2 separate regions of the Homo sapiens genome follow, and region 1 is linked to region 2. Evidence: read pairs that join two places in POLR2A ChIA-PET (ENCODE). Cell type or tissue: PC-3. All regions are shown on one strand. Links, peaks and the distances in the headings refer to the core of each region. The heading gives the core; the rest is flanking DNA.

Region 1 (2,915 bases), core at 284-2,783, 59 kb after region 2:
TCCACCTTGACTAGCTGTGTGACTGAGCCAGGCAGCCCCTGTCTCGATTTCATTAACCATGAAAAGGAGATAGTAACCCTTGCTGTGCCTATCCTGGGGGCTTATTGGGAAATTCGAATACAACAGTGCATAAGAAATGCATTAAACTTATATATGTGCAATAGAAATAACTCACTGAGAAAGCATTTGCTGCTCACCTCCTGTAAGAATACTAGGGTTAAACAAAGAAAGTGATGACTATCCTCTCAAGAACTCAGCAGTCAGGGGGCGCAGGCCAAGCTGAGAATCAGACAGTGTGACAAGTCCTTATAACCAAGGCGGGCACCAAGTGCTGGGGGACTGTGGGGAAGGCGTGTCTGGGAGCATGGACTAGGTTGCCTGGCAGTGAGGCTAAAAATGTAAGCTGCAGTCAGACAGGGAGGGCTGCGATGCCACACAAAGAAGCTCAGACCTTGGTCTGAGGGCACTGAGGCGCTGCCAGCAGTTTTTACGTACTGTAATTATAGGATTGGGCTGGGATTTGAAGAAAACTCTGGTGGCAGCATGGAGGATAGAAAGAGGGCATCATCATCATCATGACACCAAGTGTGGCCGGGCAATGGCTCCATGCTCATCATCGGAGCCCTGGGCTCATGATTCAGAGGCTGAGGCAAGCTGCCCTGTCAGTGCTGACCGCCTCTGGGCTTTGTCTCTTCTCACTTTAGGGAGTCTCCGGTGGACTGCAGCGTTAGCAAATGCAGCAAGCTGGTGGGCGGAGGCGAGTCCAACCCCATGAACTACAACAGCTATATGGACGAGAAGAATGGCCCCCCTCCTCCCAACATGACCACCAACGAGAGGAGAGTCATCGTCCCCGCAGGTAATTCGAGAACCAGGCTGCCTGGGCGCCATTCACTTCCCCACTCTCTGGGGGGGCAGGGAGCATCTAAACCTTTATCTGATACTCTATTCCCTGTGGAATTGCAAAATGGAGAAAGCTGCACGCCAGCCGGGAGTGGTGGCTCGCGCCTGTAATCCCAGCACTTTGAGAGGCCAAGACGGGTGAATCACTTGTCAGGAGTTCAAGACCAGCCTAGCCAACGTGGTGAAACCTCATCTCTACTAAAAAAAAAAAAAAATACAAAAATTAGCCAGGTGTGGTAGTGGACGCTTATATTCCCAGCTACTCAGGGGGCTGAAGCAGGAGACTCGCTTTAACCGGGAAGGCGGAGGTTGCAGGGAGCCAAGATCACACCACTGCACTCCAGCCTGGGTGATGGAATGAGACTCTGTCTCAAAAAAAAAAAAAAAAAAAAAAAGCTGCACATTTTACCTGACTTCCTAGCTGCCCTTTAAGGCAGTATCCCAGATGTCACCTGATGTGTGGGTGCTAGAAGCCCCACCCTTAAACAGACCACATCACAGACTCTACATCAATGGCCTGGTCCTCAAGGACGGGCTGCTCAGAGAGCAGAGGCAAGGCCGCCTCCACCCAAAAGGAATCCCGTGAGCTCTGGATGTGGGCATCCCTGCCTGTGAGGAGGAGGTCAGCTGCAGAGGCCAGTCCTTCCCTCCAGGCTCGTACTTCCCGGCATCTACCAGGTTCCACCTTTCCAAAATTACAGCCAGCTCTTTCAGTTTTAAAATAGAAAGAACTATATTTAACTAATGGAGTGCCTTAACATGTGTGCCACAAGTTATGTCATTAGGTAAAAATAGCCTCTTTTTCCTAGGTGTTGGTGCTGTTGGTCCCAGAAAATAAAATCATCGTTCAGTCCTTCAGTCCATTGGCTGGACACTCCACCCCAGCTAGCACCAGCAAGCTCAGCTGCCTGCACAAGAAGGGTGTTTACAAACTGCCACGTGTAGAACTGGTGCCAGGTAGAAGGGGCAAGGATGTCCAAATCTTAAGCAAAGTGATTACAGGGCAGGGATTAAACCTGATCTTACCAAAATAACTTTACCAGAGAGGCAAAACTCCTTCCATTTGTAAAAGCATAAATGTAGTTGCCTCTGAAGTCAAAAGGTTAGACATCTCTTTGAGGTAGTCCGAAGGCATCTGCTTGTAGGTCTAAAGGCAGAAATGTTAAGGGCTGCCTCCTGCCTTGGCCCGTGGTGTTTGTTTTCCCTGGGAAGCTGCATCTCACCATATCCCTGGATTACAGCTGCCTCCCTGTGCTCTGGGCCAAATTCAAGAAGGTGTGAGCAAGAGTGAGGCAGCAGACGGGTGGGGCTTGTAGAAATTTCTCTGTACCCTTTAGGACTTAGAAATGACTCCTAAAGCAATTCTAAGTTTGCTCTTCCACAAGCATCTGACCTAACAAAGGAAGAGGAAGAATCACTTCCATTTATTGAGTGCTTTCTAGGTGCCAGGCACCACGTAAATTGCTTTATCTCCATGGCATTACTTAAAACACCTGTCACAGGAGACCAGCTAGTAATGTTTAGCCCAGGTGTATCGTCTCCCTCCTCACTGAAAGCAGACAATGAAACTGTATTAGAACTGACAGGTGGGAATCTCTTTGTACAGCCCAAAGCAAAGCTGAGCCTCACTGGGTCTTCACTCAAATGGTTTCAAACTCCCCTGCTTCAGTCAAACAGCTCCCAGCCTGGGAGGGAAAGCTTGCTGGACTGAAGGGTTTGGGGATCTGAGATTGTCTTTGAACCAACCTTTGGCACCATCTCATTTTGGTCGTCATTTTGGGGAAGGAATCTTGGAAATGGGCAGAAGTGGCCAGACTGCTATGTCGACCCTCCAAACTTTCTTTGATCAGTGTTGAAATGCTTTCAAAAGGAATAGCAAAACATCAGGCTTGGCTGAGCCAAGTTACCTATAGCGCTGGTGGTGAAAATAAAACAAATTCATGTCAAATGATTTTCAAAGCACTTTCAGGCTATGGATTTACTTCATTATTTTAGCTCCGGCTAGATCTTTT
Region 2 (2,915 bases), core at 86-2,585:
CGGTCCCTCTAAAGTGCTAATGTGGGCACCGGCTTGGGTAGTCTGAGTTCTGTACCTGGTTTTGCCTTAGGCTGGCTTCGTGACATTGGACAAGTTACTCTCCCCTTCTCAGTGGGTCCATTTACCCAAAAGGATTAAGGCTTCTTGATGATCCTCTTCTTCCATGGATTTGGTAAAAAACTGGAGTAGTGAGTTGCTTTGAGTTTCTTCAAGAAAAGCGTGAATTAATTACTACACTTTGACTAACTACTGGGTGGCTCATTGGATGGCTTTCTTGTTGCCAATGTAACAAGATTGCTGTAAATCATGCGGCATTTCAGATTCCGAGCCTTATTTGGACTTTTTACTAAAGAAAGAGCACCCGCCCCGTCTTTTTATTTGTCAGGCAAAGTTCAGTCAGCCAATATTCAGTTAGCCAAAGTTACCAAATGTGACTTCATGCCCACACAATGTAAATATAATGTGTCAATGCTGTGTGCTGTAAGGTGCTTCTTGCCTAAAAAAGGTGAGACAAAACCTTAGGAAGGCTGGCAGTAAACCTCTGGAGTATTTTGCCAGATTACTGTGACAGTGGCAGAATGATTTTGTGAAAGCCACATGCAGTCTGAAGTTTGGAAATCTAGGTTCAGACCCACTTATTAATTGTGTGGTCTTCGGTCAGATAATAACTTCTCCAATCTCCTTTCCTACCTGTAAAATAATAGTAGTACTGGTAGTAATAATGCATAACGTTAATTTTTCTACCAACCTTACTAATAATAAGAATCAAAAGTAGTATGGAAGTAAAAGCACTTTGTAATTGTAAAGTGCTGTGCAACTGCTAGTTGTTATTATCTTAGTTATTATTCTCATTCAAGTCGATGCATGAATATAACAGATAATAAATGTAACTTAAATCTGTTGGGTTGCTTTTTTCTGGCCTTAGTGATTTCAAAGACTTGCTTGCATGTGGTTAAATTCACCAGTTAGTGACTTATTCATATCTCTTTGCCCATGTAGACACCATCCCCTACAAATGCACAAGTACAGATCAAACATCCCATATTCCTCCTTTCCCTCCCACGTATCCGGCCATTGTTCTACTTGTGAAACTCCCATCCCAATCAATGGGGGGTTTACGTAAAAACCGATGGCAGGATATGAGTGTGGCTTCAGGAATTCCAGGCTTGTGCTGCTGATAAAGAGAGTTGTGTCAAACAGAAAACACCAGAGAAACAAATTCTCTTGTCCAACCTATGCTACAGCACTCCCTTGTGAATAGTTTTAAAACATCCGTCTGGCTGACCAAATACCTATGGCTGCCTCCACCCATACATCTACGCCACCTCTTCTATTATCTTCCCCATGTCCTTGTGGTAATACAGTACAGAACCAGGCTAGAAGTAGGTTAATTCAGAGGGAGATACCAGTAGAACTGAGCTCCCTGATTAAGGGATGTGAATTTAATTGGGTTGTGACAGTCTGTATTAAGTGTAAATGCTACTAATAGGTTTAACTGACTTTGGTGTGAGTGAAGGGACAACAGAACAAAAGAAGTAATTTGCCTTGAAGATGATCCTCTTTTAGTGTTGAAGTCACAAGTGATGGAGGCCCTTCTTTCACTTAACGAGGCCAGGAAAGCTGGGTTGGTCTTTATTCTCATCATGCATCATCAATATTTTAGGAAAGGTCATATTGCTGTCTTTCACGGTACACTGCACAACCAAGTATGATTATGTGACCAGAAGTGAAGGGAAGGAGAACATTTGCCCATATTCTACCCACACTGAAGTAGCTCAAAAATGAAGAGATGAAGAAAGGAAAATGGAGTTGACCATTTCCATTTAAGTGCTCATTCAGACATTTAGTATTAAAATGATGAACTTCTTTTGCAATCTTTTTATTGAACGCATTGAACTAGGTATTAGGGTGTTATCCTTGGCCAACAGAATTGGGATTTCAAAGTTCATGAGGCCGAACATTGAACTGCTCAAACACTAGTCTGTAGTTCCTAGGGACCACAATCTAGCTAAGATCAGCCCTACTGCTTTTTCTCCATGACAACAAATCACCACCAAGACCGAGATGCTGTATTGAAAGAGCATGCTGTGTTTTTCCACACTAACACCACAGAGTGAAGGTAAAGAGATTAGAGAGCATCTCAAATTTATATTTCAAATTATGAAGAACATCTGACACAATGAAAGCAAATGCAGCCTTGCAGAAAATTTATTTGTCTATCTTTGTGATGTTGGATTGTATAAAGGGTTTGGACATACTCATTGTCCTACCACCTTAACTACATAAAAAAATATAATCTCTTCAGCTACTAAGTTTCTGATTTTGCATTTGATATGGGAGCAATAGTATTTTATTGGGCTACACAAGGTTCCAAAATCTCTCTTTTGAAGATATTCATGTGTAGGAAACTCTGTAACAGATATAGCTCTTGCACAATTTTTAGGAGAAGAGATTTGGGAAACTTTATCAGTTTTTCTCAACCTTTTTAACTCTATCTTAAAGTCCAAGGAAAGTGAAAGATTAAGAAAACTTTCCTTATCAGGGCTGTCCAACAGAACTTTCTACAAACATGGAAATGTCCTGTTCTGCACTGTTCACTATGGTAGCCACTGTACTCTCTATTTGAGTGGCTATTGAGTATTTGAAATATGGCTAGAGAAAGGAAATGTAAAATTGTGTTCTTTTTTCATTAAGTCAATTAAGTTTAATTAGTTGATTAATCTAATTAATTAAATATGGTTAGAAGCTACCATAGTGGGCAGTACAAGACTGCATCATTCAAGTTAAAAACATCATCTTGAAATCTGAATTCAGTCAGAGGGGCATATTTACACGGATTATTTTGATCTGAGTCAGCAATGTGTTGTCCACATGGAGACTAACACTTCCATTTATTCTTATGACTAACATTAAAG

Evidence for each region. Peaks named below come from ENCODE experiments on the same cell type or tissue, not always from the same donor. Only the 100,000 strongest peaks of a DNase experiment are listed, where the experiment ranks them.
Region 1: POLR2A ChIA-PET joins it to region 2 with 14 read pairs; 11 of 35 experiments call an interaction of 5 or more read pairs at or near these places.

What each region holds. Positions count from the first base shown.
Region 1 is chr11:128,767,414-128,770,328 of GRCh38, forward strand. It overlaps FLI1 (Fli-1 proto-oncogene, ETS transcription factor), which reads left to right. Exons shown (of 9, transcript NM_002017.5): 3 at 705-859. Among named protein-coding and RNA genes, the nearest start is that of SENCR, 73 kb to the left of the region's middle. In PC-3, for the core only: no CTCF peak of the experiment used is centred there; no DNase peak of the experiment used is centred there.
Region 2 is chr11:128,708,464-128,711,378 of GRCh38, forward strand. The region is part of intron 1 of FLI1 (Fli-1 proto-oncogene, ETS transcription factor); the gene reads left to right. Among named protein-coding and RNA genes, the nearest start is that of SENCR, 14 kb to the left of the region's middle. In PC-3, for the core only: a CTCF peak has its summit at 1,251; a DNase peak (open chromatin) is centred at 1,108; H3K27ac peaks cover 2,500 bases.